Linked DNA regions of Mus musculus: regions 1, 3, 4, 5, 6 and 7 are each linked to region 2. A link is a loop called in an ENCODE intact Hi-C map of the cell type or tissue named here. Cell type or tissue: left cerebral cortex. All regions are shown on one strand.

What was found. Hi-C counts contacts between places; a loop is a spot of excess contacts. Peaks named below come from ENCODE experiments on the same cell type or tissue, not always from the same donor. Only the 100,000 strongest peaks of a DNase experiment are listed, where the experiment ranks them.
Region 1: it touches region 2 in a loop (3-fold over the local background); 3 of 42 quality-filtered maps call a loop at or near these places.
Region 3: it touches region 2 in a loop (2.3-fold over the local background); 2 of 42 quality-filtered maps call a loop at or near these places.
Region 4: it touches region 2 in a loop (2.9-fold over the local background); 4 of 42 quality-filtered maps call a loop at or near these places.
Region 5: it touches region 2 in a loop (4-fold over the local background); 4 of 42 quality-filtered maps call a loop at or near these places.
Region 6: it touches region 2 in a loop (3-fold over the local background); 5 of 42 quality-filtered maps call a loop at or near these places.
Region 7: it touches region 2 in a loop (5-fold over the local background); 32 of 42 quality-filtered maps call a loop at or near these places.

Annotation. Positions count from the first base shown.
Region 1 is chr19:36,924,048-36,928,047 of GRCm38, forward strand. Btaf1 (B-TFIID TATA-box binding protein associated factor 1) reads left to right here and starts at 2,032. Exons shown (of 38, transcript NM_001080706.1): 1 at 2,032-2,354. The coding sequence starts at 2,341. In left cerebral cortex, CTCF peaks have their summits at 1,957 and 2,190; DNase peaks (open chromatin) are centred at 2,037, 2,344 and 2,750; H3K4me3 peaks cover 2,834 bases; H3K27ac peaks cover 1,565 bases.
Region 2 is chr19:37,263,930-37,267,929 of GRCm38, forward strand. 4931408D14Rik (RIKEN cDNA 4931408D14 gene) reads right to left here and starts at 166. Exons shown (of 3, transcript NR_040299.1): 1 at 1-166. In left cerebral cortex, CTCF peaks have their summits at 2,050 and 3,430 (motif pointing right); DNase peaks (open chromatin) are centred at 733, 1,640 and 2,021; H3K27ac peaks cover 1,165 bases.
Region 3 is chr19:36,832,120-36,836,119 of GRCm38, forward strand. Tnks2 (tankyrase, TRF1-interacting ankyrin-related ADP-ribose polymerase 2) reads left to right here and starts at 2,113. Exons shown (of 27, transcript NM_001163635.1): 1 at 2,113-2,617. The coding sequence starts at 2,419. In left cerebral cortex, no CTCF peak of the experiment used is centred here; DNase peaks (open chromatin) are centred at 2,076, 2,911 and 3,203; H3K4me3 peaks cover 2,803 bases; H3K27ac peaks cover 2,089 bases.
Region 4 is chr19:37,206,397-37,210,396 of GRCm38, forward strand. It overlaps Cpeb3 (cytoplasmic polyadenylation element binding protein 3), which reads right to left and starts at 1,075. Exons shown (of 11, transcript NM_001290827.1): 1 at 899-1,075. Marchf5 (membrane associated ring-CH-type finger 5) reads left to right here and starts at 1,149. Exons shown (of 6, transcript NM_027314.3): 1 at 1,149-1,508. The coding sequence starts at 1,474. In left cerebral cortex, CTCF peaks have their summits at 1,022, 1,254, 2,237 (motif pointing left) and 3,538 (motif pointing left); DNase peaks (open chromatin) are centred at 405, 574, 1,129, 1,922 and 2 more places; H3K4me3 peaks cover 2,741 bases; H3K27ac peaks cover 2,382 bases.
Region 5 is chr19:36,813,695-36,817,694 of GRCm38, forward strand. No RefSeq gene overlaps it. Among named protein-coding and RNA genes, the nearest start is that of Tnks2, 19 kb to the right of the region's middle. In left cerebral cortex, a CTCF peak has its summit at 2,442 (motif pointing right); a DNase peak (open chromatin) is centred at 2,433; H3K4me3 peaks cover 263 bases.
Region 6 is chr19:37,213,356-37,217,355 of GRCm38, forward strand. It overlaps Marchf5 (membrane associated ring-CH-type finger 5), which reads left to right. Exons shown (of 6, transcript NM_027314.3): 3 at 3,828-3,958. Among named protein-coding and RNA genes, the nearest start is that of Marchf5, 7.8 kb to the left of the region's middle. In left cerebral cortex, no CTCF peak of the experiment used is centred here; no DNase peak of the experiment used is centred here.
Region 7 is chr19:37,048,921-37,052,920 of GRCm38, forward strand. All of the region lies in intron 9 of Cpeb3 (cytoplasmic polyadenylation element binding protein 3), which reads right to left. Among named protein-coding and RNA genes, the nearest start is that of A330032B11Rik, 120 kb to the right of the region's middle. In left cerebral cortex, a CTCF peak has its summit at 1,959 (motif pointing right); a DNase peak (open chromatin) is centred at 1,958.

The DNA of each region.
Region 1 (4,000 bases), 340 kb before region 2:
GCTTATTCGGCAGTCATTTGGTTCAGTGCTGTGTGTTCCCATCTAGTCCCTACCAACTCCATCAGCACCATTATTTTCTTCACTTCCCAGATGTAGAAATGAAACTTAGTGATATTATAAAAGTTCTTTGGACACATAGTTGTTATGTGTTATGAGAAAGGACTTAAAAATGAGCCAGTTCAGCCAGGGTGGTGGTGGTGGTGGTGGCACACCACACTTTTAAATCCAGCACACACGAGGCAGAGGCAGGAGGTCAGGGCCAGGTTGGTCTACAGAGGGAGTGCCAGGACAGGCAGGGCTACACAGAGTAATTCTGTCTTTAAAAAACAAAAACCAAACCAACACAAAATGAAATCAAAGTCAGTAGTTAAGAGCACATGACTGGTCCAGAGTGCCTGAGTTCAATTCTCTCAGGAAGCTCCAACCACCTGTAACTTCAGCTCCAGGAATTTTAGATAGTCTCTGGCCCCCTGGCCTCTGTAGGCAGAAGCTACACACATACACATTTTTTAAAAATCTATTGCCTTTGGGGAAAAAAACCAAGTTGATAACAATAGGCCTTTCCTCTCTTCAAAGCTTTAGACTATATATATATGTATATATATATATATGTGTGTGTGTGTGTGTATACATACATATATATGTGTGTGTGTATATATGTGTATATATATATATATATATATACATATATATAGTTTTATTTATATGAGTACACTGTCCCTCTCCTCAGACACACCAGAAGAGAGCATCAGATCCCATTACAAATGGTTGTGAGCCACCATGTAGTTGCTGGGAATTGAACTCAGGACCTCTGGAAGAACAGCCAGCATTCTTAACTGTTGAGCCATCTCTCCAGCCCTGGACCTATATTTTTTGATACTAGGGAAAACATATAGAAAATGTAAACTAGATCATTTCTCTTGCTCAAAACACTCTTCTATACTTCGTATAGAACCCAAATCCTGGGCTTCTAGCCCCACCGTGGAAAAACATCACACTACTTTATAGCTTTGCCTTGTAATGTAAGGGGTAATGTTAGTCACCTGTGCAATACTTTAGCAAGTACTTAGTTCATCTTTTCCTATACAGATCTATTTTACAGTTCACCAAGTTCTTGTGAACTTTCCTGGGTTCATGACATCCCTCCCCACCTTCCACAACCTTTTACAGTGCTTCTCATCATACAGATGACAAGCAGACTCAAAGCCTGAGACATAACTTCTAAATAGGTAACAAGAAGCTAGTGGGCATGTTTTATAAGGAAGGGCGACAGGACAGGTGCTTTTGATGATTAATCTGTCAGTGGCCTATAAACTGGGCTTGCCGAAACTAGAGAAATACTAGTTTGACTACTGGCATTAAAAACAAATTCTAAGGCTATGGTAGTTTACAGAGGAGTGTTTGGCAGTGGAGGGACGGAAGGAGGAAAAGACGGGAAGAAGGGTGATAGGCCTAGGCAAAATCATTAGCAGTCCCTTCACCATTTATGCAGAACTTAATGGTAAATAATAGTAAACACACACTTGAGCCTCCTCCCACCCTCTTCCTCGCGGAACCACACTGCAAATTCTTGGCCCGGAGATTGCTTTGTAGCCCAGACTGACCCCCAATTTCACAATCTGCTGCCTCAGCCTCCCAGGTGCTAGGATTATAGGCCTGCACCACCCTAGCCAGCCCTCGGCAGTGTTTCCTTCTTGACTTCATCCCGCCCACAGCATCGCGACCTGGGCCGGAGTCTCCTTTCTCCAGTTTGTTCCTGTTTGGAAGCCGCCTAGCTGGGTAGTAGGGTCAGGATGGAGAGAGCACTTAGAGACCGAGGTTTGGAACTTTCGGAACTTTAGCTAGGTGATCTTTATCGCTCTCTGGAAGATCAAGACCTCTTTCCGTTTCTCCCATTAATCTTAAAGACTGGGAGCCGGGCTCCCGATCCACGCTGCCAACCCGCTCCCACTGCCGCGGGGCGCTGCTACATTCCGCTCGCCGGCAGGGAGTGGGGATGGGGGGGGGGGGAAAACGTGCCGGTGACGTCACTTCCGGCGTGCAGACGCTAAGTCCGGCGTGCCGGCGTCTGCGTCAGCAGAGAGCGGGGCTGGGGGCACCCGGTTTGAAGTGGTGCGGGTCAGAGCGGCGCCGCCTCCGCCCGTGTGTGGGACCCTGGTCGCTGCGGAGACGAGCTCCGGTGGCCGGCACATGCCGGAAGGCCCGTGCGGGCCGCTCCACGCCGCGCCGCCTGCCGCCCTGCGCCCGGCGGCCTGGGCCTGCGCCGCTCTGCTCGGGAAACGAACGCCGGAGCGGCGCGGCGTGTAGCTCCCTGAGAGTTCCGAACCGCCGGCGCCGGCCATGGCGGTCTCCAGGTGGGTGTCGCCGCCCGTCAGCTAACGGGGAGCGCGCGCGGGCGGGCGGGCGAGGCTGTCGGTCGGCTCCCGGCGCGACGGTGCGGGGCGTGAGCGCTGCTTCTCGTTCGCTCGCCCAGACTTCCGAGGCTTCCCTCGGCTGGCAGGCGCTTTGGGCTCGGGTTACCCGGAGAAGTCGGCTCACGAAGCGCTTTTTCTCCTGGTTAAATGTGACTCGGCGCGTTCGATCTGGCTTTTTTTTTTTTTTCTTTTTTCCTTTTTTCTTTTTTCTTCACCACGTTGCTCCTCTTTGGTTTCTCTTCCCTCTTTGAATTTCTAGGCGAGTTTCTTTTCTTTTTCTTTCGTAGTATCAAAGTCTGTTCCCAAACCACCATTTCACGGCAAAACTTGGTAGTAACTGTCGATGGAGGCGGGGGTTGAAACACTGTTATCTAAGAGACCATCTGGTTATGCTAAATTTTAAAAAAAATTTACAGCGTAACGGGTATAGTCTTGCTCACTTTTTTCTTGAGGTCTAATTCCTCCTTTTTGTTAAGCAGTAAGTATTCTGTCAATCAGCGTGTGGTCTTAAGCAGATGACTATTTTAGCATCTTTCCCCAAGCGTTATCACAGATCTTAAATTATTGTAAAATTTTGCCCACGTGGAAGAGTCTGGGAAAATTATGGAAAGACGTATAAACATTTAACTTGTGTAGCTTCTGATGATAGAATGAGTTGAAAACTTGGAAATGATTTTGGTGTCCCGCTGACGTTTAAGTCGTCGGGATGGTCTCTCCGTGTTTAGTCATTAAGAGTTACCAAAGTCCTTTAGGGATGATGAGATAATGAGAATTGAGTCCTTTCACCAAATGGACTGAGGGAGATAAATGACGAAAATAAACAGCTTTCACTAATTTTTCGAAATTAGTTGAACACATTCCTTTATGCACACTCTTATAAGGAAGGAGTAACCCAAGTCACACACTCCCTAGGTAACTGATGAAATAGTGTGTGGGAGAATCCCATGGGAGCTGAGTGAAGGGAGTTGCTAGGTACTGGTAGTAGGGACAGCTAATTTTTATTTCATAAGCAGACTTAGTGGGAGAAAGACTCTTATTTCAGCACCTATGAAACTGCTTTAAGAGAATACAAGTGGCATTTATTTCTGCAAGTACAGATAGATTTATCTTATAATTTATCTTCCATGTAAATGCATAAATATATACACCAGAAATATGTTGGTACATGAGCATGAGATTTAAAGTCTCTTTTCTGTCTTCTCTTTCTTCTTTGAGACAAGGGGCTCATGTAGCCCAGGCTAGCCTCGAACTCAGAAGGAGCTTTGGTTCTGGGATTAGAGATGTGGTGTTACCTGGCCTTCTCAGGGTTTTTTAATTTAAGGGAATTAGTACTTCCTTTCGTGAAGTAGGTTTATATTTGTACAATGTTGGAAAGCGTTATAGAGGCAAAATGATAGTGCTTTAAAAAAATTGATCTTTTTCGCTTAGCACTAATCTATAGATCCAACTTTTGAAAGAAAGAGTGGGCTTTAAAGGCTTTTGGTCCTCATGATCTGCTTTCAAAGAGAACTGCTGTTTGTTGTTCCTGTTTTTTTTTTTTTTTTTTTAAAACTCACTGCCATAATTAAAGCCAGCCACATTTTATA
Region 2 (4,000 bases):
TCCTTAACCGTGGTTGTTAGGCGCGAGGACCCACAGCTTCGTGGCTGTCCTGGGCTTCTCTGACCTCAGCTCCAGCTTCGAGGGACTCCGGGCTGACCCAGAGTTTGCCAGAGCTGCAGGAGGTGTTGGATCACTCAGAGAAGATGTTTGTGCAAAGCGAAAGTCTACTGAAAACTGCTCAACAAGGCACTGGACGCTATGGTCAAAGTGCACACGGTATTGCCAAACATCAAGAGTTTTGAAGAAGAGCCAACAACAGTTTTGAGCAATTTGGGTGAAGGAGGGCGTTCTTTCTGACTGGACATGTGACCCTTGCCCCTAGTTCCGGGCTGCTGTTCTGTGGATCCAACTCTTGTTTGTAAATCAGCCTCAGAGGCTGAAGATGTCTGTCTGCCTCCCAGAGGATGGGCGACTTCAGGGATAGGACTCAAAGAGAGCAAGCTCCGAGCTTCCAGGCACAGAGCCAGCTGGTGCAAGGAAAACGACCAGGGGCAAAAAGGAGCACCACACAAAACAAACGCAGTCTATTGTCCAAAAAGACCTACAGTCATTAATATGATCAAGCTGAACAGCAGGGAGTCAAAATAGCCAAGGGAACAGAAAACCATTTAACAAAAACACAAAAAAGGCTCAATCCATTAGCGCTCAATACTCCAGCAACGCACCAGACAGTAATCGACCTATCAGAGAGAAAATGCACAAAGCCAAGTGGAACCTAGCCAGTCCTAGCCGGTGCCGTTAGTCATCTGGATCTGTTGACATTTGAAGAACACTCATCCGACAAGTATGGGTGAACATCACTCTCAAATTCAGATAAAATATTCGCTGAGGTTACATTCCAGACTGAAAACCACACTTAAACAAGCTTAAAAACAAAAGCCCTAGAAAATAGGCGTCGGCATCTGGCATGATAACACTCACCTCTCATCCCAGCACTCAGGACTGTGAGCTAGAAGCTTGGCCTCTAGCAAGCCACTATCTGGAAGCAAACAAATGCATGATCTTGGAGTTGAGTGAAATTAAACTAAGAATAGTGGAAACATTGCCGGGAAACCTCTAAATATTTGACAAATGCACGCTATATTTCTAAACTGGTGACACATGCTGTTAGACCCAAATACTTGCCAGCAGAGGTAGGAGGATTTTTTTTTTTTTTGAGTCCACAAAGTCCAAGGTCATACTAGACTAGGCTTACCATCTTAGAATTGCAAAAAACAAAAGGCACATCACCACCCAAAACAAACCAAAATGAATTTATTTCTAAATGTCACATAGGTCAAAGATGTCTCAAGAGAAACCTGAATATTTTTTTTTTAAGATTTATTTATTTATTATATGTAAGTACACTGTAGCTGTCTTCAGACACTCCAGAAGAGGGCGTCAGATCTTGTTACAGATGGCTGTGAGCCACCATGTGGTTGCTGGGATTTGAACTCTGGACCTTCGGAAGAACAGTTGGGTGCTCTTACCCACTGAGCCATCTCACCAGCCCGAAACCTGAATATTTTAAACTGAATGAAAATATAATGTATTCAAATGTGTGTGTGATACAACAAAAACAGAGTTGGGGTGGGGCAGATCTGCAACACTGAATAGCACATGTAAGAAAACAGTGGCCAGTGTAGGTGCCTGCAGCCTTGGCACTTAGGAAGAAAAATGATGAAAAATATCTGTAGATACAAGCGATGTAATTAGGTGAATAAGATACATTTGTAGTACTAATTTTTCCAAATTAGTTTTAAAATCAGTTCCTGGCGTTTTCTCCAATGATGACAAGAATTCTTTGGAGGGGAAACAACAGGACCAAGAATAATCTCACCTACCTTCTTTTTGGACAGGGTCTAGCTGTGTAGCCCCAGCTAAGCCTAAAACTTGCCATCCTCCTGTCTCAACCTCCTAAGTTCTGGGATTACAGGTGTGCACGCCTGGCTCTTGTCACATTTTTTGCTGATTTCTATATTACATAAATGGGAGTTGGCGGTGACATCAGGTTTTGTGTGGAACAGTCTCACTGAGAAGTGCTTTGTCTCCGCCTCGTGGTCAGGACTGGCTTTGCACTGTCAGCAGCACCCTTCCGCAGGCTAGTTCAATCAGAATGGCTAGAATAGCATCAGAATATGATCTAAATAAAACTCAACGAAGTTCTTATCATACAGATCAAAGTGTGGATACTTCGATTCTTCTTAGAAGGTGGAACAAAAAACCCGTGGAAGGAGTTACAGAGACTGAAGGATAGGCCATCCAGAGACTGTCCCACCTGGGGATCCATCCCATATACAACCACCAAACTCAGACACTATTGTGGATGCCAACACGAGCTTGCTGACAGGAGCCTGATATAGCTGTCTCCTGAGAGGCTCTGCCAGCGCCTGACATATACAGAAGTGGATGCTCACAGCTATCCCTGGGACTAAACCACCAACCAAAGAAAACACACGGTGGGACTCATGGCTCCAGCTGCATATGTAACAGAGGATGGCCTAGTCAGTCATCAATGGGAGGAGAGGCCCTTGGTCCTGTGAAGGTTCTATGCCCCAGTATAGGGGAATGCCAGAGCCAGGAAGCAGGAGTCTGTGGGTTGGGGAGCAGGGGGTGGAGGAAGGGGATAGGGGATTTTCGGAGGGGAAACAATGAAAGGGGATAACATTTGAAATGTGAATAAAGAAAATAATCTAAAAAAAAAAAAAAACCCAAACAACAACAAAAAACCCTCAAAGAAAAAGGTGGGCATGGTGGCAGACTCCTTTAATCCCAGCACTTCGGAGGCAGAGACAAAGCAAATCTGTGTGAGTTCAAGGCTAGCCTAGAATAAACAGTGTGACCCTGTCTTTTAAAAAAGGCTGGCAAGATGGAAGATGGTACAGCTAGTAACTCACTTGCTGCCAAGTCCAAGGACCTGTGCTCATTCCCTGAGGTCCACTTGGTAGAAAGAGAACCACCCGCTTATTATCCTGCCCTCCACATTGGTGGTGTGGCACGGGCACCTCTCACCCGCCCCCCTCCACCTCAAAACACTCACACACTTTTTATTTTTATTTTTTTAAAGCCAGGAGTGGTACGGCTTAGCTGGCCAGCGGACCCCAGGGCAATGAAGGATGCTGTTTTATAACACAAGGTGCAAAGCACCTGAGGAGTGACACCAGAAGACTCTGACACTCCCATGAACACACACATCATTTTAAAATATTAAAGTAAAAAAAAAATAACTTCCCAATTGATCAGTGTTCTACAGCAGAGATGCCGAGATGATGGTCTCACAGTTGGAATAGATGCCAGCGCCTCCCCCCAGCCTCCATGAAGCAGTGTGCTACATATCCATACCCTTGGAGCTCATGTTTCTGATTCCCCAGTGTTGGGATCATAGGCATGCACGGCCAGACCTAGTTGGGGACAATTTTTTTTTTAAGTTTATGTAAGTACACTGTCGCTGTCCTCAGACACACCAGAAGAGGGCACCGAATCCCATTACAGATGGTTATGAAGTCACCACGTGGTTGCTGGGAATTGAACTCTCAGGACCTCTGGAAGAGCAGTCAGTGCTCTTAACCACTGAGCCATCTCTCCAGCCCAGGGACAAACTCTTAAGACTTGTATTTCTCATCTCAAACGCATACAGACTTCTCAAAGACACATCCATGAGAACTTTAAGTGTATGCTAACCACTGAGGACCCCAAATAAGTGAACGCAAACTTTTTTTTGGAACATACTTCTTGGCCACATGGTAGCACAGGACTATAATCTGAGTACCAGAAAGGTGGAGGGGAGAGGGTCAGGAGGGCAGCCTGAATTCCAGGTCAGCCCTCATAAGCAAGTCTATATCTCATCTTGTCCCCACCCTTTTAGAGAAAGGGTCTAGCCTCACTGAATAGTCCTGGCTAGTTAGGAATTTCCTATGTAGACAGGTTGGCCTCAAACTCAGAGGTCTCCCTGTCTCTACCTATGTTGGGCCTAAATCACCACACCAACTCCATCTGCTTTTAAACAAACCAGAGTCTTGCT
Region 3 (4,000 bases), 430 kb before region 2:
CACAGATACCAGGATTGGTGCTATATGATTGTGCACCACCTTGTAGCTGCTGGGAATTGAACTCAGGTCCTAAGTAAAACAGTGCCCTGAACCACTAGACCATCTCTCCAGTCCCAATGTTTAGTTTTGTAAGGAACTACCAAGTGTTTCCTGTAATAATACACATTTTATGATCACATTAAGAGTGCCAAAACGATTCTAATTTGTCCATCTCACCAACATTTGTTGTTTGCTGTTTGTTTGCTTTTAGAACAGCCATCCTAATATGGTTTCTTTGTTAACTTCATTTCTCTAGTAATCAAGTGTTTTAAAAACAAGTTAGGCTGGGCTGTGGTGTTGTACGCCTTTAATCCCAGCACTTGGGAGGCAGAGGCAGACAGATTTCTGAGTTCAAGGCCAGCCTGGTCTACAGAGTGAGTTCCAGGACAGCCAGGGCTACACAGAGAAACCCTGTCTCGAAAAAGAAAAAAAGAAAAAAACAAAAACAGTTAGGGTTGAGGAGATAGATCAGTGAGTAAGTGATGCTGTATGATGTTGTTTAGATACACATATTGGGAGGAAATACATAAGCAGAAATCACTAAATAAAAAATTATAAAAATTGGGAATATATTTGGCAAGTCGATGAAATGAAGAAAAATGAGACAATCATAGTAGTAAGGTTCTAATCCTTAGGTATATTCATGAATAGTTATTTAGTAATAGGGATCAATTTAAATTTACACTAAGTAGTCTAAGAACATAATGGAATAAACATATAAGAAGGTACATTTACTAAAATGCTCAAGAAGTGTCCCTGCTTTTCTCCCACAGAAGTGAGTCAACGCTCCCTAACAAAAACTGGATTTCCTGAAAAACAGGTTAAGTAATTCACAGGGGAAATGCTTGTCAGCGTGCCAAAAGTCAGCACTTTCTTGCAAGCAAAATCTCTGTATTCCTTTCTTTCGGGTTCCTGAAACAAGATGTCACTACTACCTTAAACACAGCTAACATTCTTTCCAGGCTCCGCCCAACAGTTACCTGGCAACAGCCAGGTAGGCCTGGCTGTTTGTCCCCCTTCTCTCTCAGACTCTTCTCCTAACCCCTTTCTCCCTCTCTCCCATCCCCCCTCCCCCGTCTCTCTCCACGTGTTCCTGGCCGGCCTCTCTTCTTTTTCTCTCTTCCTCTGTCCTTCTCTGCCTCTACTCTCTTCTCTACTCCCCTTCCCATGCCCTAAATAAACTCGATTCTACACTACACCCGTATGGCTGGTACCTCAGGGGTAAGAAAGGGATGTTTCAGCATGGGCCTGCCCAGGAATCCTTCCCACCTTACCAGACCTGGCTCTACAAAACACATCCTTGTTGTTGTTGTTTTTTTTTTTTTAATAAAACACAATAAACACGAAAATGAATTGTGCACTTGTATTCTTTGATCAGAGAGAGAGAGAGAGAAACTTCGGAAAACTTTGATGTGTATGCTTTGTATCAGCACCTCGACCACATCCGGTGCAATGCTGATTTATGTATAGATCCTCGTCAGCGCTGAGCTAATAATTTACTATGGGAAGCGGAGCTAATCACAGCCACCCCACCCCCCAATTGTTGCTTTAGAATTGAGATGAACTTTCTTCGCTTTCTTGATTTATCTGGGGGCCGCTCATCCAAACTTCTCAGTAAGCGTAACGGATTCATTTCTGAGAAAACGCTTATAAGAAAAACAAAAGCAGATGCGGAGAGTTAAGGGAAGAGACACTGTAAAGAAGGCAGGAGGGGGAAGGGGTGAGAAATCTCCCAGGGGGAAGGTACGGAAGCAACACTGCAGAGATTTTCACGCTAAAACTTGCACAAGAAAATGCATAATCAGAACAAAACTTCCCAAGATTCGTCTTCGGTGTCTGAGCAATGAAACTCGTCTCGAGAAGTGTAGGCTTTAATAAAAGAAAAGGCAGCAAGACCTCTCGTTTTTAGCAGAGGCTCTGTAAAGATGGCGGTGGGCCGAAGCCCCTTCTCTTTCCGCAGCCAAAGGCTCTCCCTGCACATTTCCCACAAACCCCTCCGCGCGGCCCCGCTTGCCCAAACTGGCCCGGCCGGAGAGCAGCCACTGCGCACGCGCGAGCCGACGTCACGCGCGCTCCCAGGACCCGACCGAGCTGGCAGGAGTGGTCTCGGCCGCTTCCGCCGTCGCGTCGCTTCGGGGCTCGGCGAGCGGGTTCGCGCTGCCTCCACCGCGGTGGGGCAGCCGGGGCTCACGGAGCCGAGCCGGGGGCGCGCGGCGACGCGGCCATGGGACCGTGCCGACTCTGGTGACAGCGGGGAGCGGAGCGGCCCGGGCCCTGAGCGCGTCTCCTGCGGGGGGCCTCGCCCTCCTGCTCGCGGGGCCCGGGCTCCTGCTGCCTTTGCTGGCGCTGCTGCTGGCGGCGGCGGCGGCGGCCCGGATCATGTCTGGCCGCCGCTGCGCCGGCGGGGGCGCGGCCTGCGCGAGCGCCGGGGCCGAGGCCGTGGAGCCGTCCGCCCGCGAGCTGTTCGAGGCTTGCCGCAACGGGGACGTGGAGCGAGTCAAGAGGCTGGTGACGCCCGAGAAGGTGAACAGCCGCGACACGGCGGGCAGGAAGTCCACCCCGCTCCACTTCGCCGCAGGTAAACGCGGGCCCCGCGGCGCCTCCCGCACGCCCCACCTGCAGGCTCGGGCTTGCAGGCCGCAAGCCGCGCGGCGCTGCCCTGTCTCCGACCTTTCCCCAGGACTCTCACCCTGGCCGCCCGCCCTCCTCTCTCGGGGCTCGTGATGAGGGTGGGGTGAGCGTGCTCTCGGGAAGTTGTTTTTGAGGTTATGGGGTTTTTTGTTTGTTTGTTTGTTTGTTTGTGTGCTGGGAGGGGGGAAGCTTTGTTTTGTTTTACTGTATCAACAATACCTGCCCCGACTTCCGGTCTTATTACCCCGGAGGGCCTCTGCACACAAGAAAGGCTTAGTAGACCTTGTGATTTGAAAGAGTAATTATCTCCAAAAAATGGACCCATGTTTGCAAGTTTCATCGACACTCTTAGTAACCCCTTAAGTTCTAGCGGCCGTCATAAACTGAAATTTTAATTTAGGAGTTATTTTATTAGCTATTGGCTCATTAGAGTTAATTGGATTAGGTTTCTGGAGAGACTAAAACCGGAAATGGGCATGTTTGGGAGACCTGAGATCTACTTAGGTTGTGTGTGGGTGGCCTCTGCCTTACTCCCGCACAAGTCGGGATGGAAAGTGAGCTGAGAGACAAGATAGGACACGCACTTGAGCTTGGATCTAGGATTTTGAGTCATCCTGAGATTTATTGTAGATAGTTTGGAGTTACTTTTAACTACTGGGTTCTCTTTGTGGTACCAGCGTGTTGAAGTTTGCTTGTTGAGGTATTTATTTGAAAAGGCCAGGGATGGGAACCAACTTAATGATTATTCATGTTAAGGACAGTTTGTAACTTTTTAACCTCATAATCAAATAAGATCCTCTTAGCCTGGTAACATTTGATACAGTGTGCATCAGAATTGTTTAGCAGTTCTTTATATTTAAAAAAAAATTTTAGTTTCTTGTGTTCCTTAGGGGCAAAAATGGTAGACAAAAGAGTATAAAAAAAGATTTATTGTTTGTTTGTTTACAGGCATTGATTTTACAGTTCTTCCAATTGTAGGTCTGTTTGCTTTGACCTGTCCCTATTTTAAAATGTATGTACTGTCAGAAATCATGCCTCCTTAATTGATTGCCGGTTTGGGAGCAAGGGAAAAGTTTGGGAAAACCACAATTGGGCAGAAGAGAAATTTGCCTGTGGGCACTGAGAAGTGAGAGCATGAAGCCAAATCTCTGTTAGCAGTGTTGCCTTGCTTCAGCTAGTTTGAATTGTCTTGCTTGACCATTTAGCCAACCTATTTGGCAAATGGTCACAACCAAGTGCTAGATAATCCAAAGGGGTAATGTTACTTAGATTATGTACGCTTGATAAAAATAGCCAAGGTCGATCTTAGTTGCCACCTTTCAAGAATTTA
Region 4 (4,000 bases), 58 kb before region 2:
TTTATTTATTTATTTAGCCTAGGCTACTCTGGAATTCATTATACAGACCAGGTAATCCTTCTGTCTCAGTCTTCCAAGTCTGGAATTATAGGCCTGAGAAACCACTCCAGGCTCAAATTTAAAGAAACATTTTCATTTAAAGAAATAGCAAACGTTTTGTAGAAGTTTAAAAAAAAAAAACAAAAAACCAAAAAACCGTAGGCACAACCAACGGAAAACTAGCAAAACATCCCACCAATCACAGCGCTAAACAATGCCACAGGTCGTCCAAATTACGCATCGGTTTAAGTCAACAACAGCTCGTTTCCCCCCTCCAAAGCTATCCCTTCCGGCGTCAGAGAAGACAGAGGCGTGATTTGTCACTTCTTCCCTTTTTGATCCCTCGGCCGGGATCCACCTGCTTAGAAGTGTCAAGGAGCCTTAGGAATGGTTAACGGTGACCAGCTGCGGAAAGAAACAAACACTCCTGACAACCCACAGCTGAGCAAGCAAGGGCTGTTTATTCAGCAGCGTGTCCCCTTTGGAGGCTGCCCGCAAGCCCTCGAAGGCTGGGCGACAGCACCAGAACCGAGAAGGTTCCTGGACAGGCAAAGTGGTTGCTCGCGTCCCACCCCCCATGCTCTCCTATGTCCCCAACACACACACAGAGGCGCCGGTGCGAACAGTCGGGTTACCCACACGCCCCTCCAGAGCAGCCCCGCACTAAGCCACTTGTCCCTCCCCGAAGATGGGCTCTGACGCGGCCGAGGCTGACCCGAGCGCCCGGCCTCGCGCCGCCGCGGCCCGGCGTACTTGACCCGGCCCAGAAACTGGCCCTCCACGCCGCCACCCCTCACCTGGCTCTGTCCCACCTGAGCGCGAGAGCTGAGGGGACAAGACGCGGAGAAGGGGCGCTGACCTTGTTGCTACTGACAGCGGAGCGCCACATGCTGCCGCTTCCCGGACAGCGGCCCGAAGGACATTTTTTTTTCCCCCTGGAGGAAGGAAACGGGAGGGCGCCGGCCCGGCGGCGGCGGGCACGGCGGCGGGGGTCCCGGCGGGCTGTGCAGCCTCTAGCGGGGACGGTCCGAGGACTACATCTCCCAGGCTGCTCCGAGCCGCCCCTGCGTCGTGACCCCGGCGCGCACGGAGGCGGCGACTCTTACCTCACAGAGGTAGCTCCTCCGCCGGCAGCAGCTCGGCGCCCCGGCGGTCCATGGACCGGAACCCTGGGCGGACCGGCAGGAACCCGGGCCGCGACCGCCGCCTCCCGGCCCCAGGCTCCTCCTCCTCACTCCCCGCCGCCCTCTGCGGTCGCCCGCCGGCCGCGCAGCGCCACCGCGGGCCTCTGGGAGCCACGCCGGGAGGCTGTGTGGCGGGTCCGCGGCCGCCGCGGGACTGAGGCCTACTCCGCCGCCTCTCAGTGCTATTGTCCCGGGGCCTGGCCCTGAGCGGGGCTGCGGGCGAGGGCCGAGCTCGCCGGCTCCGCGGAAGATGCCGGACCAAGCCCTTCAACAGATGCTGGACAGGTAGGAGCAACGTGGGGCCGGGAACTGCCGGCCTTCGTCCTGGGCCTGCCCATGCTGGCCTCGAGGCCCCGAGAGCGGGGATCCTGGCGTCCGCCGAGAGTTCCACGGCCCGGAGGCCGGGAAAAGGGCTCTGAGTTTGGAGGTGGCACTGGGGAGAAGAGCGGGCGAGAGGTCAGGGTCGTAGACTTTGAAACTTAGTTAAAGGAGGGAGGTCTACTTTGGCCGCCAGCCTGTTTGGGTTTTTTTTTTTTGGTTGTTGTTTTGTTTTGTTTTTTGAGGTGAAGAGGCGCTATTGTTAACCCATAGTATTAGTTTCTATTTCTCCCCCTCCTCCCCGGACAATGTAGTAAAGGGGTTGACAGCGACGCCACTGGGAAGTACCCGATTGTCATTCTGGAGACTGGTCCCTTGCACTTTCACAATGCAAGGATAGGCATTCCTTCTTTTAAAGCCTGGGTTTCGTTTCTCTTTCCAACTCCCCCACCACCCTCCCCCAATCCCATCCCTACCCCCAAACCGTAAGGTCAGAATATCCACAAGGGAGCCTTAACGGTCGGTCACACTAGAGTAGAGGTTATGGAAAACAGCCACAAGCATGCAACATTGAACACGTAGCACACTTGACGATCGCTAAGTTCCCAGACACGTTTGGGCTTGTACTGGGACCAGTTGCCCATTCCTGGGGTCTCCAGCCACTAAAACTCTTTGAGAAAGTCTACAGCACTGCCCTCTGCCGTTTAAATTCCAGCCAGTGAGTTTTTGGAAACTAAATTAAATCCACCTTTTCACCAAGGCAGCTGCTTGCTGTTCTGACCAATTGGTCGATCTAATTCATAATGTTTGAGGTTGCTTGCAACTCTAAATAGACTAACTGGCCACCCACTTCAGCAGGTGATGCTCTCAATGCACTTAAGATTCAGCTTTGAAACTTATTAAATGAAGGCCCTCTCTTGATTGAGGTTATAGCCATTAACTACTGGGGCTGGGAGGTGGGCATCAAAGATCCATCAGGGAAGGCAAGAAGTTACACCCTCATATTTTATGACAGGATTTAGCCTAAATCTCTGGTACTTAGCAGCTATTCTGCTACAACTAATGAACTTGTCCGTTTCTCCAGTTGTCTAGAAGTCTGGTCACTTCTCAAGTTTTCCTTTCATTATAATTTATCATACTTGACTAGATGTGTCATACTAAGTATGCCCAGAGAGATTACTGCCTGCCACATCGATTCCAGTTATATGAGACGCAATCCTTGTATTGCGTAGTTAATCATTTGCTCTGATGACATCCCACTTTCACTTTTCCGTGACGACACTTAGAAAAATTCTTCTGTCTAGATGTTGTCTTGGCTTTTCATGTATTCTTCAGAGGTTTTCATAAAAGCCAGTGAGTGCTCATGAAACATTTACAGAAACTTGGGAATTCTGGCTATCCTTTTTAGAATGTACATAACTTAGTCGTTTCCTCTCCCATCACCCTAGCTCACCTCCATCCTCTACCTACCGTTTTCTTCCCAAGTCCTTTCCCATTCCGAGTCCCATCACCCCCTCGTTTCTGTGTGTGTGTGTGCGTGTGTGTGTGTGTGTGTGTGTTCCATTAAATTTAATTAGGATTGTTTGCATAAGCATGGGTCCAGGTTATTTACAAGAGCATGGGCGTGTTATTAGCACAACACTAAATTTACTCCCTCCTCCTCTAGTAGCAGTATCCAAAGTTCAGGGTAGGCCTGGAGTTTTGAGTCCCTCCTCTATCCCTGATGCAATAGTGTGTAGATCTTACACAGATAACCACAGGTACGGTAGGTGTGTAAGCACAAGGCCAGAAGACCAAATGCACAGCGCTCCTCGTCTCACAACTCTTACATTCTTTCTGCCCCCATCCAACTGTTCCTGCCTCTGCCATACTCTGTTTATCCAGTGCCATGCATGCTAGATAAACACTGGTACAACTGAACCACATTCCCATTCCTTACTTTAACACTGATAATGATTCTGGTATATGTAGCCCTACTTGTCTACTTACGCCCTCTACTGGTGTGTCTGAGGTCAGCTACTGTGTACTTATGTATAATACTAAATCTTTGGTCCGAAGCAAGTGGGGCCGACCAGAGCAAGCAGAGATCCTAAAAATTCAATTCCCAACAACCACATGAAGGCTCACAACCATCTGTATAGCTATAGTGTAAGCACATACATTAAATAAATAAATAAATCTTTAAAAAAAAAAGGACCTCTTGAACTTGGAAAGAAATTGTTGTGATGTCCTTTTTCTTCCTATAGCTATCCTTTACCATTAAGAAAACGGAGTCGGCTTTTTAAAAATTGGTTTCCTCAGTTGAAAATTGAATGGTCTGAGAATATGGCTCAGAACATTCTGCCTAGAATGTTTGTAATCCTGGCCTGAAGGGTAGGGGAACTATATATGAAAACACTAGCACTTTGTTTTTCTAAGTTCAAGAGGTCTTAATAAGCAGAAGATACTTGAAACTGTGC
Region 5 (4,000 bases), 450 kb before region 2:
TGCCTGGCTCTATCCCAGAATTCTTTGTCTCCCGGATGTCCCACCTTCTATTCTATCCTTTCCTATAGGCCAAAAGGTTTTTTTTTTTTTTTCATTGACAGGTGATGCAAATGATTATATAAATTTTCAAGAGATAAATGCTTCATTCTGTCAAGAAAGAAATGCGCAGTACAGGAGGTATATTTTAACCCTGTGACCAAGGCTGCTGAGGTGCTTCCTTCATTGGGGACACGCTTGTCTTGTAGGCCTGCTGTCCGGAGTTCAGGCTCAGGGACCCTTGCAAAGGCAGAAGGCCTCTTCAAAGTTACCCTCAGGCTCAACAAGTAGGCCGAATTGCATAAGCCATAATGAGCACATTATACGTGATCATAATAAGAATACTAATAAACGGGGCCTAGCAAACACAGAAGTGGATGCTCACAGTCAGCTATTGGATAGATCACAGGGCTCCCAATGGAGGAGCTAGAGAAAGTACCCAAGGAGCTAAAGGGATCTGCAACCCTATAGGTGGAACAACATTATGAACTAACCAGTACCCCAGAGCTCTTGACTCTAGCTGCATATGTATCAAAAGATGGCCTAGTCAGTCATCACTGGAAAGAGAGGCTCATTGGACTTGCAAACTTTATATGCCCCAGTACAGGGGAACGCCAGGGCCAAAAAGTGGGAGTGGGTGGGTAGGGGAGTGGGTGGGAGGGTATGGGGGACTTTTGGGATAGCATTGGAAATGTAAATGAGCTAAATACCTAATAAAAAATATTAAAAAAAGAATACTAATAAATTAAAAATGCAATCAAACTCTGTAGCATAACATCAAAATTCTTTCTTAGAGCTACACACAGCCAGATGTTTGGAGTGTCACCATCTGCCCTGACAGAGCAGGATGTGCTGCCCAGGGGCGAATCTCTCCTAAATTTCTGGATTCACATTCAAGCCAAAAGCCCCAAACTATTAAAGCTTATCAAAACGTGTGCCCCTTTCATTTTTTTAGGAACAAAACCCAGGATTTTGTAAATTCAAGGTGAGGGTTCTACCACTAAAAGCTGCAGCCCCCCCCCCACCGCCGCCCCATTTCTGACGACCCATAATTGTGAATTAGTTCTAATTTAGAAAGAAATCTTTTTTGTTTTTGTTTTTTCGAGACAGGGTTTCTCTGTATAGCCCTAGCTGTCCTGGAACTCACTCTGTAGACCAGGCTGGCCTCGAACCCAGAAATCCACCTGCCTCTGCCTCCAAGTGCTGGGATCAAAGGCGTGCTCCACCATGCCTGGCTTAAAAAGAAAATTTTTAAAACTGCATATAAAATCTGACCTAGCTCAAGCACTCATAACCAAACCGACTGTCATATTATTTATCATTTTAGTAGCCTTTGTTATTAAACTGCTAATAAAGTTTTAAGTGTAAAGTTGAAGTTCATGCATTCTAAAACCCAGTGATTGAAAGAGAACCTCAGCAGCTAAACGTTAGTGGCAGCCGCCTAAAACAGCAGTTCTCAACCTGTGGGTCGCAACCCCTTGGGAGTCAAATCGCTCTCTCACAGGGGTCACCAAAGACCATCAGAAAACACATCATGATTCATAACAATAGCCAAACTACAGTTATGAAGTAGCAATGGAAATAATGTTATGGTTGGAGTCACCACGGCATGAAGAACCGCATTAAAGGGTCACCGCATTAGGAAGGTTGAGAACCACTGGCCTAGAACACCATGGGTTCAACCACTACCACTGCAATGTAAACAAGCTGCTCGGAAAACCCATCTACCTCAGTGCAGACTCAAAGCAACGCTTGCGTTTGCTGTTCTCTAATCTAAAGGCTCTCTCTCTACTCCCTGAAACGGGGAATAAAGGCCAATGCCCGCACCACACCGCACCGCACCACCCCAACTCGCCCTGCACCGACCGGGACTCGATCACCGATCACCGTACCAGACTCTACCCGCCCCGCCCCACCTCGCCCCTCCCCAGTCCCCAGTTCCTCTCACCACTTTCAGATCCAGACATAAGATAAGCAGTATCTGAATGTGGATTTTGTTTTGTTGTCTGGGTTTGGGGGCTTTTGTTTACTGCTTTGGGGGTCGGGGCTTATATTATTTAGTACTAGAGACTGAACCGAAGGTCTCGCACGTGCTAGGCGACCACTTTTCTGCTGAGCTACATCCCCAAGTCCTTCTTTTCATTGTTTTTTTTTTTTTTGTTTTGTTCGGACAAGGTGTAGCTGTCTGGCCTACCATTCACTATACAGGCCAGGCCGGCCCTGAATTCACAGAGACGTCCTTCCTCTGCCTCCCGAGTGCTATATAGAGTTTTATACAGGCCACCATACCCAGCCCAGCCATTTTCTTTAACAGCCTTAAATCAGCATCGCAGTTTGCGCTTGGGCTGAGCATTCAAATTTTTTATTTGCTGATCCTGAAATATTTGTAGACCTATTTCCACTAGGTGGCTGTCTTCACCAAGAAGTGTCAGCGCTATGCTGGCTTCTGGTAATTTGAAACCTTACATTTTATAGAGGTAGGCGTATGCGCAGTGGTTTAATAGACGTTCTCACGCAAGTATCAACCTGTGCTTCTCTTTTACGCCTTCACACTGGGTGGAAAAGGAAATATGTTTAAATGTGCCCTCAAAATAGGAAAGAAAAAAAAAATAGAAAAGAGATGTTTTGTTTGAAATTGAAACTATTTGTAAATGTACTTTTTAATTGATGTGTGTGTATATGTTTGTGTATGTGTGTGTTTGTGTATGTACGTGTATGTATGTATTTGTATCTGTGTGTGTATTGTGTGTGGATGTATGTATTTGTGTATTTGTCTGTGTGTGCCTACATGCTCCATGCACACGTGGGTGCCCTTGGAGGCTATAAGAGAGTGTCAGACCCCTGGAGCTGGCATTACTGGCAGTTATAAGCTGCCTGACAAAGGTGTAGGGAACTGAATCTGGGTCCTTGGCAAGAACATAAAGTGCTCTTAACTGTTGAGCCCTCTCAGCCGGGCACGCCTTTAATCCCAGCACTCTGGAAGCAGAGGCAGGCGGATTTCTGAGTTTGAGGCCAGCCTGGTCTACAAAGTAAGTTCCAAGACAGCCAGGGCTAAGGGCTACACAGAGAAACCCTGTCTCGAAAAAAAAAAAAAAAAAAACTGTCTCTCCAGCCCCTGAAATCAATCCATCTTTCTTTTTTCTTTCTGTTTTAGATTTGTTTATTTAATGTATAGAAGTATTTTTTGTGCAAGTACATATGTGCCCACATGCATGTCTGGTACCCATGGAGGTCAGGAAAGGATATGAATCACCTTATAAAGTACATGGATACTGGGAACCAAACCTAAGTCAACAAGTTCCCTCCACTGCCAAACCATCTTTCCAGTCCCCTGAAATTTTTCATAAAGAAATGTAAAGTGGGGGCTGAAGGGGTTGGAGAAATGGCTCAGCAATTAAAGACTGCTTGTTGCTCTGGTACCCATGTCAGGAGGCCCCCCAACTGCCTATAACCCCAGCTCCGGGGAATCTCGCACCTTCTTCAAGTCTCTGTGGGCACACACATACACGTGAAGTCTCTGTGGGCACACACATACACGTGGTATATACACACATGCACACACACAAAATAAGTGAATGAATAAAATGAGAACATAATTTAAAATAATTCTTTAAAAGTTTTAAAGAGAAGGTTGAAGAGATGGCTCAGCAGTTAAGAGCACTGTCTGCTCTTCCAGAGGTCCTGAGTTCAATTCCTGGCAACTACATGGTGACTCACAACCATCTGTAATGGGATCTGATGGCTTCTTCTGGTGTGCCTGAAGACAGCTACAGTGTACTCATATACATAAAATAAATAAATACATAAATATATACATACATAAATAAAAATTTTTAACGAAAGAAATGTGACGTATCTAATCTATCCACTCTTGGACAGATTCCCAAAGGACTGGAAGTCCACAACATACTTGCACACCGTGTTTACAACTGCAATATTCACAACATCCAGGAAGTGGACAAAG
Region 6 (4,000 bases), 51 kb before region 2:
ACATAAATAAATAACCTTTAAAATCATTCAGCCTGAGCCTTTGGATGGAAGTGCAAGGTTTGAAGGTTCGTGGAGCCACACCCAGCTCCGCTGAATCCAAATCACTGCCTGTAGCAAAGTTATGTTTGTAATGTCGTGACGCAAAACTGATTACTCCTTTTTGAGTAGCCTAATATGTTTACCTAAAATTTTTGGTTTGATTTTTGTCACTTAAATTTGAAATGCAAAAACTTAAATTTACCTAGGATATTAGGATGTTTCTGTCTTTGTAAGAATCTTTGTTATTTAAGAGAATTCACAATAAGCTTCTTTATAATTTAAAAAAAAAAAAAGCTTTTCTAGTACCCTTTAAATTATTAGATTTCTAAAAGTTGGTGTTGATTCAAAGCTTCGGTTGCCATCCATCATGTAATGGATGTACTGTTGAAAGTGCCGGACCCACCGAGCCATTGAAAATTGAATGACGTGGAGTGGGGAGCAGGGGTGTCGTTTAGTGGCAGAACACATGCTTGCCATGCGTGGGATCCTGAGTTTAATCATCAGTCAGTGCTGAATGCTAACACGTCATGTCTAAAGTCCTGAACCTTTGTGTCCTTAGGTAACTGGTACTGAGCATTTATTCATGCTTTCTCTTTCCGATTAGGACAGGAGTTTTTAAGGGCCTCCAACACTCCAAAGCTCTTTGTGTTGTAACCTGGTGCTATTTTTCCTAAAATTATAATCCCCTACCCCCATCCCCTGGTCATGAGACAACTTCACCAAGTTCCTGATTAGCACACAGAATTGGGGATTTACCATTCAGAGGATTTCGGAAAAAAATTTTTTAACAAAATACTTGCCTTAGATAATCTTTTGTTCGTAGAAATATCTCCTCTGGCTACCATTTTATCATAATGGTATGTTTGATACTAAGTATTTATTTCTTCCTTCCAAATATTAATACTAATCTTAGACTGGTCTCTCAGGAGTAATGAAAGATTTGGGTGAAATAAAATTAAGATAAAAGACAAGACAAGAATTATGTCAGGAAATATCTAGATCTAAGTAAATCAGCCCATTCCTTAATTTTTCTAGACATGTGTTTTACCTATAACCCAAGGGATAGTCACAAAATTTCCAAAAGAAAGTATAAGGATTTGGGGATTTTGTAAAATTTAAAAATTCACACCAGATAATTAATCAGGAAAGTTTAGCATATTTTCTATAGTTTATCAGAAAAACAATTCAGACATCTAGGCTATTGTCCATAGTCTAATAAATAAAAGTAATTGTGGCCTGCCTTTTAAGAATTCTTTTCACCCAAATACATATGACTTATATAAATTATATCACTGAACTACCAATAGTTTCATTTACTATATACATACCTTAAGAGAGAATTCAGTTAAACAAATACTTGGGGATAATAAGAATTTGAAATATATCAGTAAGTAAATCAGACCTTTCCCTTTTTGAGTCTGTTTCAAAGCAGGTCTCTTCTGTAAATATAGTTTTAAACTCTGCGGCTGGCCATTTTTCAGTAAAACATTAGTTACAAAAATAGCTGTTGGATTTGGCCAAGGGCCAGTGGTTCTCCAACCATTGTTCTAATACTGAAAATAGATAAGGAAAGTATGTTCTGCCATGAAACTGCTTTAGGAAAAACAGAAATACCACGAAGAAGAAAGTATGGTGTGGTAGGAATTGTCAGAGGGAACTTTATTGAAGTAAAGACAGAATCAGCAAAGGAAACTGAAAATTGAGTAATGAAATGTTCTGGATAGAGAAAAACCCAACCATATGTCAGAAAGAAAATATGTCATATGTAGCTGATAGTATAAATAAATGGGACTGAGATTAGACCACTGAATTTAGATAAGTGGAGGTTGTCAGTGATACCAAGGAATAGCTTGGGTGGAATAGATTCATGGAAAAATTAGATAATTATTCAAATACTTTACTCAGAGGAAGCAAGGAAAGGGAATAGTAGGACAAAAAGGATCAAAAGGTTTTAGTAGGCTGAAGCCTTTAGTCCCAGCACTGGGCAGGTAACGCAGGCCAACCTTTGTGAGTTCAAGGGCAGTCTGATCTACTCAGTAAGATCTTATCTCTAAAGACTTTAAGGGGGTTGGTGAAAAAATTCAGCAGATAAGGACGTTTGCCCCAGCCTGCCCATCCTTGGACCACCTGGTAACGGGAGAAGCCCAGCTCCTCAAGTGTCCCCTGCCCTCCTTGGAGCACTGCCTACCCCAAACAGTGTAATAACATTTCTATCATGTTTGTCTGAGAGAAATAAGCTGTGCAGGATGGGAATGGTGGAGGAGAATGGGAAGAGAACAACTGGAGCGCTGACCTGAGTTAGTGAGGAGGAGATAAGTGTGCTTTACAAGTGAGTGACTGGGTTTTGAGATGTGCACTGTTGATCGTGGAGCTGTGCAGAGGAGGAACTTTAGATCTTGTGGTTCATAACAAAATTCAAAATCGGAGCTTTTATTATATAACCATGGTTTCTAGCTTCCAGTGCCGTCATCGGGATCTTAAAAAGCTCACTAAGATGAAATTTGTTGTGTCTTCTGAGGAAGTGATAAATCTAGCTGTAGATTGAGATTAGATGATACATACAGTACCGATAGCATGGCACTTGGTGTCCTGCAAGACAAATGCTGGTAGAGGTTATAAAGTTAGAAAGCACTAAATTAAGCTTACTCTATCTCTTTGGCCCCCAAAGATACCTTATTGGGTTTTGGGGGGAGGGTTGGTTTGGTTTTTCAGGTTTTTTAATTTAGTTATACTAAATTATTAACTTTACCTGCTCACTGCCTCCCTCCCCAATACTTTATTATTTTAAATGTTAAGTTATAGCTTGCAAATGATGAGTAGCAACATTGGAACCAGAAGGCCTTCAGCGTCTCTCCTCATGCTATCTTTACTTCAGTGCCATCTCTCTGTTTACAGTGGCTGGCTCTAGAAGCCAGTAGGGAGTTTTGATCAGGGGCTTCAACGGATACATTTTTTTCCCCTTGTATGTTTAGTTATTCCATCATCAAATTACTATGCTAGTTTCTTTGTACAATGATGGTAACTGCTTTTGTTTCTAGCATTGTTTAGATTGAAGGCCCCAAGAAAGCAAGTGATAGAGAGTTCATACATTTCTAAGAAAATGTCTAAAGTAACAGTTTGTGTATAAAGTTATTCAGTAAATACAGTACCTTAGCCAACAAGTTACATATACATCTGGTTAAATGCAGATGTTCAGTTCCTTGGTTTTATTTTGAACAAATCTAAGACACTTTTTCTTCTCTGGAAAATTCCAGAGCTAAATTAAATTGGACTTAATTGCAAGTAAAATACCTCCAAAAATAGTAAGCATTTAATTGAGAATTGGCACATGTAGCTGTTGAAATATTATAAATACTGGCATCATAATTTTGTTTGTTGGTTTGGTTTGGTTTAGTTTTTTTGAGACAGGGTTTCTCTGTGTAGCCCTGGCTGTCCTGGAACTCACTCTGTAGACCAGGCTGGCCTCAAACTCAGAAATCCGCCTGCCTCTGCCTCCCAAGTGCTGGGATTAAAGGCGTGCGCCACCACTGCCCGGCCATAATTTTTTTTTAAAGCTTGTTAGAAGCCAGGCGTGGTGGCACATATGTAATTCCAGTTTCAGAAGGCCCAACACACACACACAAACATACATGCACACACACACCTATGACTAAAGAAGTCTAAAAGTACCTGTTGTTTAACAACTAATTTTAGATCATCTAACTTCATACAAATGTTTTAGCTATAGAAAATATTGAAGTCATTTTAAAGCCCTACCTTATGTTGAAACTTTTCTCTTTATATTGTAGGTCCAGTGGTTTATGTCTTGGATCTTGCAGATAGACTGATCTCAAAAGCTTGCCCTTTTGCTGCAGCAGGAATAATGGTTGGATCTATCTATTGGACAGCCGTGACTTATGGAGCAGTGACAGTGATGCAGGTTCACCATTCTCTATTCAGTGACACTACTTTTGATGTGAAG
Region 7 (4,000 bases), 220 kb before region 2:
ACCAGAGAGGGAAGCAAGAGTAATGTAGCTGTGGGAAGCATACAGTTCTCATGAACTCCATTTTGTGGTGACTATACTTCTGAAGTTGAATCTGAACCCATCATGGTTCCCTGGATCGGCTCCTGATTCTTTAGAGATAAGAAAAAACCTTTAGTTCACCAGAAAGGAAGTCTTGCTGATTCTCCCCACTCCCATCTGCCTTGGGGTTCTGTTCCTCGTGTTTAGTTGCTGTTCAAAGCCAGCCTGAAGGGCAGTGTCTAAGACTGGAACACCGAGAACCAAGTAGGGCGGCAGAGGAATGAGGATCCCCGTGACCCGGAAGTCCACTTTTTCTCTTTGGAGATAACACATAAAACGGGCAGGAACAAGGCATGAAGCCCCTCAGGACGACAAGGCAATCCTGGCTTCTGGAAGGAAGGAGCATGAACATTCTGGGCTTCCCATAATCTTTATGCTAGTTCACGAGGGGTCAAGAGGAGGCATGTTCAGACCTTTACTCTGTCAGATGAACCCCAAAACATTTTTAGATGGATGGCATTGAAGCACTCAGTCAGAAAGGGAACTTTAATTTCACTAAATCAAACTGGTGCCAAATTGCTCCTTTAACTAGCCGCCCTCCCAGATCTTCCCTGGATAAAACAGTTTTCATCAGCACAGAAAGCCTGGAGCTGAAGCACAGAAACAAGAAAGACTTGACACGCTACTTGAATAATGGCTCCTACTTTCTAAAATGCCAAGTCTACTGCTTATAGCCTCTCAAGGTCATCATAAATGTGAATGGTGAATGAGCCGGCTCCAAGCACACAGCTGAGAACACAGTGACACCTGACTGCTTCGTTTTGTTTCCTCCCTGCTTGTAAATCTTTGCTTTGAATTAAGCTGGCTTCCTCTCTGCTCTATAAACATCAGTTCATCCTAGCCTAACTTTGGCTTTCTGCTGGCTCAGTCTGTAGTGGATATGACAATGTCTGACAGGATCTGTAGACAAAAGGTTTGTTTGGGAAGAAGAGGTGGAACACATACCAGCATTACAAAGTCCTTGGCTTTACAAGCACTTCAAACCTGGAGTTTATTTGGTCACTTCAGACTGAACTTGGGACTGGATGAGAAACGTCTACTGCTGAGAAACTTGATATTCAGCACTTTTGGTCATCTACCACCTCACAGAACAGAAAGGGATATGGTGACAAGTCAGAATGCGATGCCATCCCCAGCTCAGGTGAACTGCCAGAACATTTGTGCAGAATGTCTGCACCACATGAACGTGAGACACATTGAGATGTAGACTCTCTCCAGCATTTATCTGGACATAGAAGCCATCATACGGCATTGGGGGTAGGGAGAAGAAAACTTCAAGATCTGCCATGGACTATTAGCAGGGTGAAAAAGAAAGGAAAGGGGAGAATGGTCAGAGCAATAGTCAACGAAGAACAAAGAAGCCATAATAGAGACGCCGTAATAGAGACACCATAAAAGGCTCTTGGAGCTCAAGGCAGCAGCCTCTCCAGACGCCGCCGCTCTGCAAGGCCAAGTCTGATCAATGCTGGAAGAAGTCATCAAGTGAAGAGCATGGTTTGAAAGAAGAGATTCCAAAGCTTAGTTACTTTAGTGGTCCCCAAATCAGACACCTAAATCAAGAAGACGGAATGAAAGAAGCGCACATGCGAATGAAGTCGAGAGCATTGGGGAGCGAGATGGTTCAGTCTCCTCCACTTGGTCCCTTCACAACCCTCAGCCTGACACTGACTTACTGTCTGAGTGAAGAGGTGTGCAGGCGTGTGTGTACTGGAGATGAGATGTCCTAATGCCGTAGGGCTTTTCCTGAATGGGCATTCAGGAAAAGATGTTACTCCTATCACATGGCCAAAGGTCAGCATATGGTTGTCTCTGTAGCCAGCAGAAAAGCAAACTGCTTAGTTCTTTTGTAGACTCTAAAGAATATGCAAACTTTAGCCACATGGGGGCAGGATGGATCTACCTACAGCTTTCTTCCCCCTCAAGGTGAAAGGCATCCAGATCTAAGAAACACCAGATTTGGAGCAGTCACTCTTAGCTTGCTGCTGTTACTCATAGGAGTAATAGAAAGGGGGCAAGAGATGAGAGTGATGTGCACTGACCTCTACCTACAACTGATGGATGAGAAATCTCATCCAGATATGCTCTTCATTGGGTTTCTCCATGCTCAGGTTAGTTTCGATAGGCCTGTGACTTCCCTTACCAACCTGACCTGGGTATGACGGTTCACACCTGGCAGGAGGATTATGAGTTTGGTGACACACAGTCACCAGAGTAAGAACTGTCTCAAAATAAATAAATAAATTAAAAAATAAATAAAATTTTAAAAAGATAAAAAGATTTTGTCAAAGAGTAGGAATATTTAATTAGATGGATACCCTCAGCCCATTCAGGACAGTACTTGCTTCTTAGAGGACTTTCTATTAGGATGGATACAGGCTAACTTTAGGAAACCGATCAGTGATCACAGTCCCTATCTCACAATGTCAAAAGTAAAGCAAACAAGAACCTCAAAGGAGCTAAAGGAATAGTGTAGGTGGGGCATTCCAATCACTCTGACGTGTTAAAGGACAGGTTTCGGCCAAGGATAAAGTGAAATTTATCCCAACAGCCAAAGCCTGACCTACTGAGTGAGGCCCAGGGAAGGACTTTAGAATACTTTGTAAAGAAAGCACTCATCGCCTGGAGAGTGGCTTGGGGTTAGGAGCACTGACTGCTTGTGCAGAGGACCCGGGTCTGCTTTCCCAGCATCCATGTCACATGACTGAAGCACCTGTGCCTCCAGCTCGGCCCTCGGCCCCCACAGGCACCCGTGAGCATGTGCTGCTCAAAAACTCTGGCAGGCACAATAAACAAATAAACAAACAACAAACCTTTTAAAAAGTCCAATATTTCAAGACCAAATTTCAAAATCTTAAAGAATATATATGACTCAGTCTTCGACTGTCAATATGTCTCTTGTGTTCTGCTCTGAAAACTTTGGTTTCCTATATAAAATTTCCTGTTTAACACAACAGTGAGATACTCACTCAGTTCAGGATGGCACACCCTGGCTTATCTATTAAACAGTGGGCTTCCTATCCACCTAGCTACCAGCTGCCCTCTAGAAGTACTGTCAAGTGTGCTGAGGGACACTTCCAGAAGACCGAGTGACTAGATCTCTGTTATATAGCCACCAAAACAAACCAATTAAGACAAAAATAGCTAACTTAAAAAAGAAAAGAAATCCAAGAAAAAAGAAAAGAAATTCAATCCTAATTATAGGTATATTCTCTAGGCAAAGAACACAAATCTTATTTCTGATTAGATACCTGGATATAATTCTTTTTAAAATACTTCCCCCGCCCTGCACTCCGAGAAGGCTTGTTTGAGCTTACTATGCAGCTAAGGATAATACTGAGCTCTTGCTCCTCCTGCCTTCTTCCAAACACAGGGATTGCAGAGATGTCATTCTTGCCTGATCCTAGAGCTTGCAGCATCCTGCTGATATTTAACACTGGGTACAATGTAGCTTATAAGCTGCGCTTCTAGTGACTTAAAGACAAGGCCTGACTAGTTAAAAGCTAGTGGTACTTTTTATGATTGTGGGGCATTGTTTTTAGACAGCTTCACTGAGACAAGTTGGCCTGGAACTCTGGAGGCCCACCGTCTTCTGATTAGGGTTCCAGGTGTGTGTCTCCATGTCCAGTTTCAGGACTTTTAAAGATTCTCATGTAGAAAGAGTGCAGGGGTCAAACCTTAAAACAACTTCCACTGCATTGTAGTCACTGCAGTGTACAGCAGTGACTGTCCAACTGTAAAATCCATGTGCAGTGAAAGATATCAGTGAGGGTTCCTGTCCTTCTCCAGCCTCGCACAGCGACAGTCACAAGGGATGCGAGTGCTTCTTGGCACCCACCTGTTCACGTCACCTCTTTGTGCAAACACCCATCTAACTCAGATCAAAAGGCTGCGTCATGTTTCAGCCTCCTTGTTCCCAGTGAGG